Regions from separate parts of the Homo sapiens genome. Here region 2 is linked to region 1. A link is a loop called in an ENCODE intact Hi-C map of the cell type or tissue named here. Cell type or tissue: heart left ventricle. All regions are shown on one strand.

Region 1 (5,000 bases):
CCAGGACTCGGCTCTTCCTTTTTTACCTTCCAGGGAGCTCAGGTTACCAGTTTCCTTTGTGTTTTTCTGCCAGTGTGAACAGGAGAAATATTAGCCTTTAGAGATTTCTTTACAGTTCCTTGAAAGCTGGAGGGGTGAAATCAGCCAGAGAATTATATAACAGCAAAGCTCATTTAAAGCAACAGTGTCTTTCTATAGGGCTGTGGTGGTTCCTTACCAGTTTTTGTTACTAACTATAAAGAAAAGGATGCTAATTTTGTGAATAAAATAGAGGGGCATTCCCTTCCCTCATTACTTTCTGTTTGTTCATTGGACGGACACAATTCCTAGGGTGTTGATTTAAAAAAAAAAAATTGAAGCCTCTTTCAAGGAAGACTAGGGGAAATCATGTACATTAACCTCAGGCAGACACGGCATACTTATTCTTGTTAGAAGTCAGAAGAAAAAAAATAAAGAGAAAAGCTTTCTAAAGCATTTGTTTGTTTTAATTTAAGAGTCACGGGGAATTTTATAAATACTCGGCTAAATTCTTCAAAGGGAGCCATGTTCTTTAAATTTAAGCACTAGGCTGGGCGCAGTGGCTCATGCCTGTAATCCCAACACTTTGGGAGGCTGAGATGGGCCGATCACCTGAGGTCAGGAGTTCAGGACCAGCCTGGCCAACATGATGAAATCCTGTCTCTACTAACAATACAAAAATTAGCCAGGCGCGGTAGCATGTGCCTGTAATCCGAGCTACTCTGGAGGCTGAGGCAGGAGAATCACCTGAACCTGGGAGGCAGAGGTAGCAGTGAACCACACCACTGCACTCCAGCCTGGGCGACAGAGCAAGACTCCATCTCAAAAAAGAAAAAAAAAAAAATAAGCACTAGATCATCTATTCCTACGTTGTTTGACCTAGAGCTTAAATACATCTCAAAGTGCACCACACACATTAGCTCAGCTGATCGCCATACTCCCTTGATTTGACCTTCTCTTTCTTCTCATTTTAGAGATGAGGAAACTGAGGCCAAAGGATTCTGTTACTTGCCTGGCTTCACAGCTCACCTGGAGATTCTGAACTGGCATCTTCCTCTCTCTGCCATCACCCCAGACCCTACCCTCTTTCCTCTACACCAGTGGTTCTCAATCAAGGGCGATTTTGCCTTCCAGGGGACATTTGACAATGTCTGGAGGCGTTTTTGGTTGTCACAATTCTGTGTATGTGTGTGGGTGGGCGGGGGGCAGGGGATTATGTTGGCATCTAGTGAGTAGATAACAGAGATGCTGCTAAACCTACAATGCTCAGATGGCCCCTAACAAAGAAGTATGTTGTCCAAAATGTCAATGGTGCAGAGGGTGAGAAGCCCTGGTCTATACAGAGCTCAGCAGTCCAGAGCAATTGCAACCTCTGGGAGTTGCCAAGAGCTCCTCTGCCCAGCAACAGGCTTGGCCTCTCTCCTGTGGCTGCCACAAGAGTTAAAGCCACTGTCTGGAATGCCCTTTGGCAGTGGCCAAGTGTCCCCTGCAGAACTGACTGCGGGACATGCGGTGCATCAGCCGGAGCTGATGTGTTTTGTAATTTATAGTCACAGGGCGCCTGTCTTCATTTAGCAGTAGGCCTGCTGGCAGCTTCCCTGCCAGGGAGGAAGCAAGTTCCACAGAGGCCCACAGCCCCCGCCAGCTGCCGGCCCGTGGTATTTGGGGACGGCTGTTGCTCAGAGACACCTGGGAATAGGCCGGGGCCGAGATGGCGCTGAGCACTCGGTCTCCCCTTCAGACCCATCCATCAGCAGCGGTCCCTGCCAGAAGATGGCCTATTGAACATTTCCAGAAATAGCACAGCCAAGCCCGTCAACTGCTTTCTTGGAAATACATTCAATAAGGATGGCGGTCCTCCAGCAGGGAGAGCAGAAAGCCTGGCCTGGATCAGTCTGCTGAGAAACAGCAATGCCTGGCTACAGGCCATGTCGGTGCCTTGGGAAAGGGGAGCGGTTCTCATGGGACTTCCCAAGCCCTGCAGCCTCTGAAGTCACTTCAAAATGTTCTCAGTATGGAGGGAGAGAGTCACACCTTGCAGAAGGCCTTAGGCCCTGCCGACTTCTTCTAACTCAGTGACCTGCACATCTTGCTGTGTTCGTTCAGACACCCCGCAGACAGGAAGGCGATTCAGGCTTGGAGGCAAGGTATTAACTGTCAGCAGAGAGAGACCTCTGCATCATCTGGGGAACGTTTATTGCAGTCCCTCCTCTTGTGAGCTTCACTCCCAAGTAGAACCAAAGGAGCATCAGCAGGGGGAGTATTTTCTTCCCCAATCCTTCGGTCATTCCTGAGGTACAGGAAATACAAGGCAAAGATGTCATATTGAAAGAAAAGCTTATAATTTCTACTCCTCCCCTCCCCACTTCCCACAGAATTAACTTTCCCTTAACTTCCCTAACAGGGGCCTGACATTGCGGTTTGAATTCAGCCACCCTGGGAATCTGCACCCTGAGCTTTCTCCAATTTCTGGGATGGCACAGTGATGGCAGGGCTTAAGAGTGCCTCAAGAAGGCCAGCTGCCTTTAAAAACAAGCTCCTGGAAGATGTAGGTGTCACATAAAAGCAAGAGACCAAAAACTCTCTGCAATTTGGGGTGTTCAGGAAATGTTGATTGATCACATTTTTTAAATTATAAGAGACTGCTGGACATGGTGGCTCACTCCTGTAATCCCAGCACTTCAGGAGGCCCAAGTGAGAGGATTGCTTGAGCCCAAAAGTTCAAGACCAGCCTGGGCAACATGGCAAAACCTCACCTCTACAAAAAATCTAAAAATTAGCCAGGTGTGGTGGTGCACACCTATAATCCCAGCTACTTGGGAGGCTGTGTGGGAGGATTCCTTGAGCCCAGGAGACTGAGGCTGCAGTGAGCCATGATAGTGCCACTGCACTCCAGCCTGGGTTTACAGCAAGACCCTGTCTCAAAAAAAAAGTGTAAGACAGTTACCAGGTTCATCATAAAAAATTCGTGGGACCTGGTTTTATTTGCAAGAGCCACTGACTCTCAGGACAAACAAGATTTGAAGCCCACACTGAGCTATAGGTGGAGGCAGGGCTGTGAGAATACAATACAGGATGCCCAGTTAAATTTAAATTTCAGGTAAGCAATAATATTTTTTGTATAATTGTATTCCAAATATTATTATTATTTATCTGAAATTCAGATTTAATGGGCATCAGGTGTTTTGTTCAATCTGTTCACTCCATTTGGGGTATAAATTGATCTAGTTTTTAAACTGATAACAGGGAACACTGACACATATTCAATACATATGAAAGACGATACCAGTTAAGAGAAGAAGAAGGAGATTAGCAATGAAGAGGGAAAGCGAGAGAAATACCAGGAAGAAAAGGAGATGGGCATAGCGAAGGAGAAAAAGTTCCAAATGAAAGAGAAACAGGAAGTGCTGAGGAGAGAGAAGAAAACAGGAATGTTTCTGAAGGACCAAAAATGTTTGATAAATTATGACTGTTACACAGAGAGCCATCTCCCTGGGAAATGCTGTTGAGTTGGCTAACCACTGTTCCTGGATCTGCAGCTCTTTGTTCTGTCTGGTAAAACACACAGTGACCACTAGGGAGAAATGACTCTCTAAGCCACAGTACCATTATCTGGGTCACTATTACCCCAGGCTCAGGTTGTTAAATAAAATTTATAGGAGGCCATTGCTTTGGACAGAGTCCTTCCACTGGGCTCCAACAGACCAAAGCAAACCAGAATAGTGTCACTTGTGCTACCTGACATGTGCTCAAACTGAACTTTAAAACGGGCCAGTTTTCCAAAAATCAGGAGATTTACAGCAACCAACTGAAAGTGAAGTGGTGTCATTCATCTGGGGTGATACCTGAGGTTCACTGCCTCATGCCAAAGAAATCGAGGATGCAGACACACACAGAGTGAGTTTAACAGGCGAAAGAAAGAGAATAGGTCTCTCTCCTGCAGAGAGGGGGATTCTCGAGTAGGTCTTCCGGTTCCATGGTGAAATGCACAGGGTTTTATAGATGATCTTGAGGAGGCAGTGTCTGATTTACATAGGGCCCAAAGGTTGGTTGGACCAGGTGTGTCATTTACATAACGTGCGAAGAAGATGGCTACCCCACCCTAATCTTTTATTATGCAGATATGTGCCATATTGCCTGTTTCTTTACTGTACACGTGGTGACAAAGAAAAGGGAAGATGGAGCCTCCATGCTGAACATGCCTGGTCCCCAGGTAGCCTTTTCCTATTGGCATAGCTGCCAGCATTCATCCATGCAAGCTTCCAGTTTGCTTATCTATGTTTGCAGCTCAACTTTTCAGGCCACTCTTTGTTAGAAAAGAAATGATTCGGGGGCTGCTTTTTATTAAAAGGGTAACCTTGCTGAGGACTCTCTTACCCTCACTAACTGCCTAATTTCTTTCTAGCTCCTGTATCAAAAGGGTCCCCATCCACCTGCACAGGCATGAGAGGGAAGTCCCCTGTGTATAAACCCTTTAAGGAAAGTAACTTTGAAATGACCAAGCCACTTCATGTTTCTTGATCTTGCTATCCCCAGGCTTTTCTGCCCATCCATCTGCTTGGTTCTTCAAAGCACCTTTTCTATTTTATAGATAAGATGCTGCCTGATTCACAAATCGATAATAAAAGCCAACTGGACCTTTAAATTCAATGTGTGAAAATTTTGTTCTTTGACAGGGTGAAGCCACATCTAAGGCTGTGTCCAACTCCAGGACCTAAGGGCCCTCCCTACTCCTCCCACCTCCACCCCCCCCCGCCTTCCCCCACAGGTTGCTGTCATTCATGGATTGAGGATTTTCGAAAAATTGGGATCTAAACAACAAAATGGATTTGGCTGCCACAATTCTTTGAAATTGTTTTGTTGTGGATGATTCAGAAAACCCTTCAACAGCTTCTTTCACCTCAGGGTCAATGTGTTTGAGGAGGAGAGTCATCGTAGGCCTGTGTGCAGACAATCGAGGTTCCTTGAATTATAAACACCCT
Region 2 (5,000 bases), 210 kb before region 1:
CTCTGGGGTTTCTGATAAGAGTGATAGAACTATTCCGGTTCAGTGGGCCCCAGACTTCGTGGTTGCTATTTTTTAAATACTGGTTAAAAAAAATGAATACTGATAATAAGACCACTTTTACTATTTTTGCTCCATGGACCTCATATTTTGACATATGTCTGAATACCTGATCAGCATGACATAGCCAGCTAACTTTAGGAAGACCTGGTAAGATCCCAGTGGAAAAAGCAAAAGTATTTTCATTCCTAGTCTGGGCTCGTTACAGTTAAATGTATCTTTAGGCTTTTTGAAATATTAGACATAGCTGGCTTTTGAGGACCACTGGAATTCACTGCTTGGATTGTCCTTACAAAATTAAATACTCCACATGTCTGAACAAAATGTATCTAGATGTTTTTATGACTTTATTGAAAGCAGAATAGATAACATAGAGTTGGAGAAATGTTAAAAAATTATTGGTGTTTTCCTGATATTTGACTTAGAGGTTTCTGCTGGCATCATATAGTTGGAAACAACAAAACAGGTGAACTGAAAGCCTTTCACTATCAAAATACTGAATTTAATTTTATGGTCATTTTGGGTGATACAGATCATGCTGTTGTATGTCATTCGTAGAGGTATAATACCATTTTTTTTTTTTTGAGACGGAGTTTCACTCTTGTTGCCCAGGCTGGAGTGCAATGGCGCGATCTCGGCTCTCTGCAACCTCTGCCTCCCGGGTTTAAGCAATTCTTCTGCCTCAGCCTCCCGAGTAGCTGGGATTACAGGCATGTGCCACCATGCTCGGCTAATTTTGTATTTTTAGTAGAGATGGGGTTTCTCCATGTTGGTCAGGCTGGTCTTAAACTCCCGACCTCAGGTGATCCGCCCACCTCGGCCTCCCAAAGTGCTGGGATTACAGGCGTGAGCCACCATGCTCGGCCATAACCCCATTATTTCTTCAGATTCATTCAGAGAGTTAGAAAGAATTAAGGCATTTTTTACAAAATGATGAGAGTTACAGAGAAGCTGAGGAAAAATAGCTTTTTAAAAAAGCAAACAGAATGAAGCAGTACATAATGGGAAAAAAATTGAGCATATCTGTGTAGAAGTTTAGAAAAATAAGGTTTTTCTCAAGATTTGTTAATTCTGTAGAAGGTTGGCTCTGGAACAAATTCGTACAGTCATCTTAATTGTTTTACTTTTTACTGAGTAACACTGCTATTGAAAAAAACATTCTGAAGTGAGGGTTTGATTTATATATGTCTTTGAATACCTTCCACGGTGACAATCACATAAACTCTTTTAAAAAAGACTTGTATTTATTAAATATTGACTATTTTAAATAATATTACAAAATATAAGTAAGATATGGAGAATAATGGTACAGCGAACACCCGTCTCCTCATCACTCAGTTTAAGAAAAATAATATTACGATTGCCTTTAAAAACCCCGGGCACTCCTTCCCAATCTTGTCTCATTCCCAACCCCCACGCAGTGAAAAGCCCTGAATTGGGGGTTTATCATTCATTCACTTCTTCACTTTATAGTTTCCTATCTCCTAAAAATCACTTTTAAAATCTTCATATGTTTTTGAAAATCCTGTATACCGTAAGTTCTAGAGGTGTGTGTGTGTGTATATGTATATATGTATATAGAGAGAGATATATATGTTTTTTGTGTGTGTGGGAAGGAAAGGGTGGAAGTAATGGAAGAAATTATGCATTTAAACTTGATAGTTAACACCTTCTCTTGTTTCAGAACTTAAAATATTTTTTACATGTTTAAAGTAATTTAATTGGTGGCAATATTTTAATTCTAAAATTAAATTGGGATTTACTGAATTGGAAACCTAGGTTTTGTTATTTTGTAAATCCTGGGAAGAGTATCAGAGTTGAAATCCCTTCAATTTAACGTCCCTATAAAAAAGAAATCCAGAACCTACTGCCTAAGACCTCGGTGCTTCTCCAGTGTTGTAATTGAGTAATTTTAGTAAGATTTAAAATAGTCCACTTAAATTTTTGTAAAGATATCTTTGAGTTTTGAGGATCTAGACTATAGGAGAATGTGTGTACACATTAACCTCTTAATGTATGTACACATTAAACTCTTCCTACCTTTTCCTCATTTTGATCATACTTATTAATTAATTTGTATGGATTCAGTAGTCTCTTGGGAGGCCTTGAGAACAAATGGGAAGGAATGGCCTTCTTTTTTAGCCAAGACGTTGATCCTTCTCTAAGAATGAACTGATTTTATCTTATTAAGGTTTTCTTGTGTTGGTCTTCCCAGAGATGCTTGGTTTCCCCTTTATTGGTTTGTTGTTTTAATTTTCGTTGTTTCACTTGTAAATTTTGAGCTGTCTCAGAGGCTTTATTTTGGTGATTGTTCCTGGTTAGTTGCTTTTTACTTATGTGCTGGATGTAATTTGTTTAGAGAATTGAGCTGTATCTTGTTCTTCTCTACTCTTCTGAACGCCACCCCCATCAAATCTCAAAACATACAAAAACACCCTAAACCTTTTGATTCTCTCAGAATCTGCCTCTGTGACTAGTCTCCCAATCTCTGTTAGGAAAAAAAAAAAGGTTTAAGTTGTTAAAGTTGTTAATGGATCATTGGTTTTGTGTTTTTCTCACCCTGTAAGGACTCTTACCTTTTAAAAGAGGAATTCTGGTGATAAAATGACTTAATCCACCTTGGCACCGTGGAGAGAACACTTCATGGTTTGTCTCTCTGGCCAAGGTCACATACTAGACATTAGATCAGCTGGAAATCCTCTCTGGGCTCCTGTCAGGTCATTTAGGAGATAGGGACAGTGCCGTGTCTGGGTGAAGGCAGCCTGTGCCTGCCTGCCTGGCTTCTCACTGCTCATGGGGCCTGTCGGCACTGACAGGCTCCCTCCAGTGCCTGAGCTAATCTGGATCTGGAAAGGAGGTTGATGGCAGCCCAGCCTCCCCATCTGGTGGGACTCAGCGTAAATCACGGTGGGAGTGACTCCTGGGCCACAGGACCCCCTCCCTGTTCCACTGTGTTGGCCCTGGCTGTGGGTCTGGGTGTCTGCCATGATTCTCTGCCTTTTGCCCCAGTCTTCCTTTAAGCTTGGGAGTGTTTTTGTTTTTCTCTCCTCCGTTGGTTTGATTCATGCTTTATGTATTCTTAGCCATGGCGAGAGTGAAGAACAGAGCTCTGGGAACACAGCTCGGTGCCTCCGGCATCAGCATTGGATGTCTCAACTCTTGAGCCTGTTGGAATGGCTGTCCCTAAGCTGACACTTGCTTCAACCTTCTCTGGGCTTGATCTTGTCCTCCCCATAGACTCTGTGCCCTGGACTCCCTGGCTGCTCTTACAACAGCAGTGCGCAGGACTGGCTAGTCCATTTCCCCTCTACCTGTGGGCTCAAGGGCTCTGCCTGCCCCTTGTGGCGCCAGCCTTGAGTGACAACACAGAACCACACCTGCCGCCCTCCTGAGATACATTCTAGCTCTGAGTTGCATACTTGGATGCATCTAAAGTCACTGAGCTCTTAATGGCAGATATTTTAGATATTGTGATGGGTTTATTAGAGAGGTTTCTAGCTTGGGATTCTTTTCATAGGTTCCTCCAATCATACCACGTAATTGACCTTGCTCTGCATGTAAGTTCAGTGTTGGTCTCAGTGTATCTAGCTTGCAGTCTATCCATGTGCTTCCACTGTGACTGAGTAGTGTTTGCCTAGTGGCGTCCTGTGTGCTAGAGTGAGAACAGTGGGTCAGTATCCATAGCAAGACCCTTCCCTCGGTAAAGGGAGAGTCTGCAGAGGGCCCAGGTTTCTGTGTATACCCAGCCCGATTTTCATATACTTCCTAAGGACCTACTGAATGCCAGGTACTGGGTATATAAAGACAAATGGAGGATCTCCAGATCAGTTGAGGGCATTCATGCGTTCATCCAGCAAATATTTGCTGAGTCTTGACCATGTGCTAAACCAGAGGTCCCCAGCCTTTTTGGCGTCAGAGACTGGTTTTGTGGAAGACAATTTTTCAACCAACGGGAGAGTTGGGGGGAATGATGGTTTCGGGATGAAACTGTTCCACCTTAGATTATTACCAGGCATTAGATTCTCATAAGGAGTGCGCGACCTCGATCTCTGGCATGTGCAGTTCACAATAGGTTCATGCTCCTATGAGAGTCTAATGCCACTGCTGATCCAATAGGAGGAGGAGCTCAGGTGGTAATCCTCGCTTGCCTGCCACTTACCTCCTGCTCTGCGATCCGGTTCCTAATAGGCCACGGACCGGTATGGGAGTTGGGGACCCCTGTGCAAGACAGTAGGTGCTGGAGATATAACAGTAAACAAAACAAAGCCCTTATTTTCATGGAGTTCAATGTATTCTAGTAGAGGGAGGGGATAAGGGCAGGGACAGATAATAAGCAAATGAATAAATAACATTTGGTGGTGAAGAGCGCTATGAAGAGAAGCGGTATGTGTGGTGGTGGGGGTGGTCAGGGAAAGCCTCTCTGATGAGGGGACACTGAGCAGAGAACTGAGTTTGGCTGCAGAGTTGATACAGGGAGGAGAGCTTTCAGATAGAGGGGACCACAAATACACAGGAAGTCAAGTGGGAGCCACAGGTGACAATGTGGCTAATAAGACACCTTCCTCCCTGGGATGAATCACATTCCACATCAGCAGAGGCTCAGTGGCTACCTTTTGTTTTGCTCTCAACATGTGAGATGTGTGTGCAGCCGTGATCTTGTGTGGCTCGTAGCATGACTTTAGTTGATACGTGGATGTGGGATTAAGTAATATTGAATTACATGATGAGAAAGTTATTTCCTTTCTATTTCTGTTTCAGTTCGGTAAGAATGATAGGAGGTCCTCATGCTTAAAGCCTTCTGTGGGCAACAGTATTTAGCTAGAATCTAGTTGTATTGCTTTTTTTGTGTCAACTTAATGGGTTCCTTCCATTTATGGCAAGCAAAACTTTTCTATTTACGAAGTTCCTTTTAAAAATACATGACTTTTAGAGACTAGAATTGT

Evidence for each region. A loop is a pair of places that touch in the nucleus more often than their neighbours do. Peaks named below come from ENCODE experiments on the same cell type or tissue, not always from the same donor. Only the 100,000 strongest peaks of a DNase experiment are listed, where the experiment ranks them.
Region 2: it touches region 1 in a loop (2.1-fold over the local background); 13 of 110 quality-filtered maps call a loop at or near these places.

The regions. Positions count from the first base shown.
Region 1 is chr12:93,893,058-93,898,057 of GRCh38, forward strand. LOC105369911 (a long non-coding RNA gene) reads right to left here. Exons shown (of 3, transcript NR_135017.1): 3 at 1,908-2,308. It also overlaps a transcript of CRADD not described here. Among named protein-coding and RNA genes, the nearest start is that of CRADD-AS1, 160 kb to the left of the region's middle. In heart left ventricle, CTCF peaks have their summits at 2,269 and 3,586; a DNase peak (open chromatin) is centred at 1,734; H3K4me3 peaks cover 1,284 bases; H3K27ac peaks cover 3,014 bases.
Region 2 is chr12:93,680,261-93,685,260 of GRCh38, forward strand. All of the region lies in intron 2 of CRADD (CARD and death domain containing adaptor protein), which reads left to right. Among named protein-coding and RNA genes, the nearest start is that of CRADD, 5.4 kb to the left of the region's middle. In heart left ventricle, no CTCF peak of the experiment used is centred here; a DNase peak (open chromatin) is centred at 2,861; H3K4me3 peaks cover 1,023 bases; H3K27ac peaks cover 5,000 bases.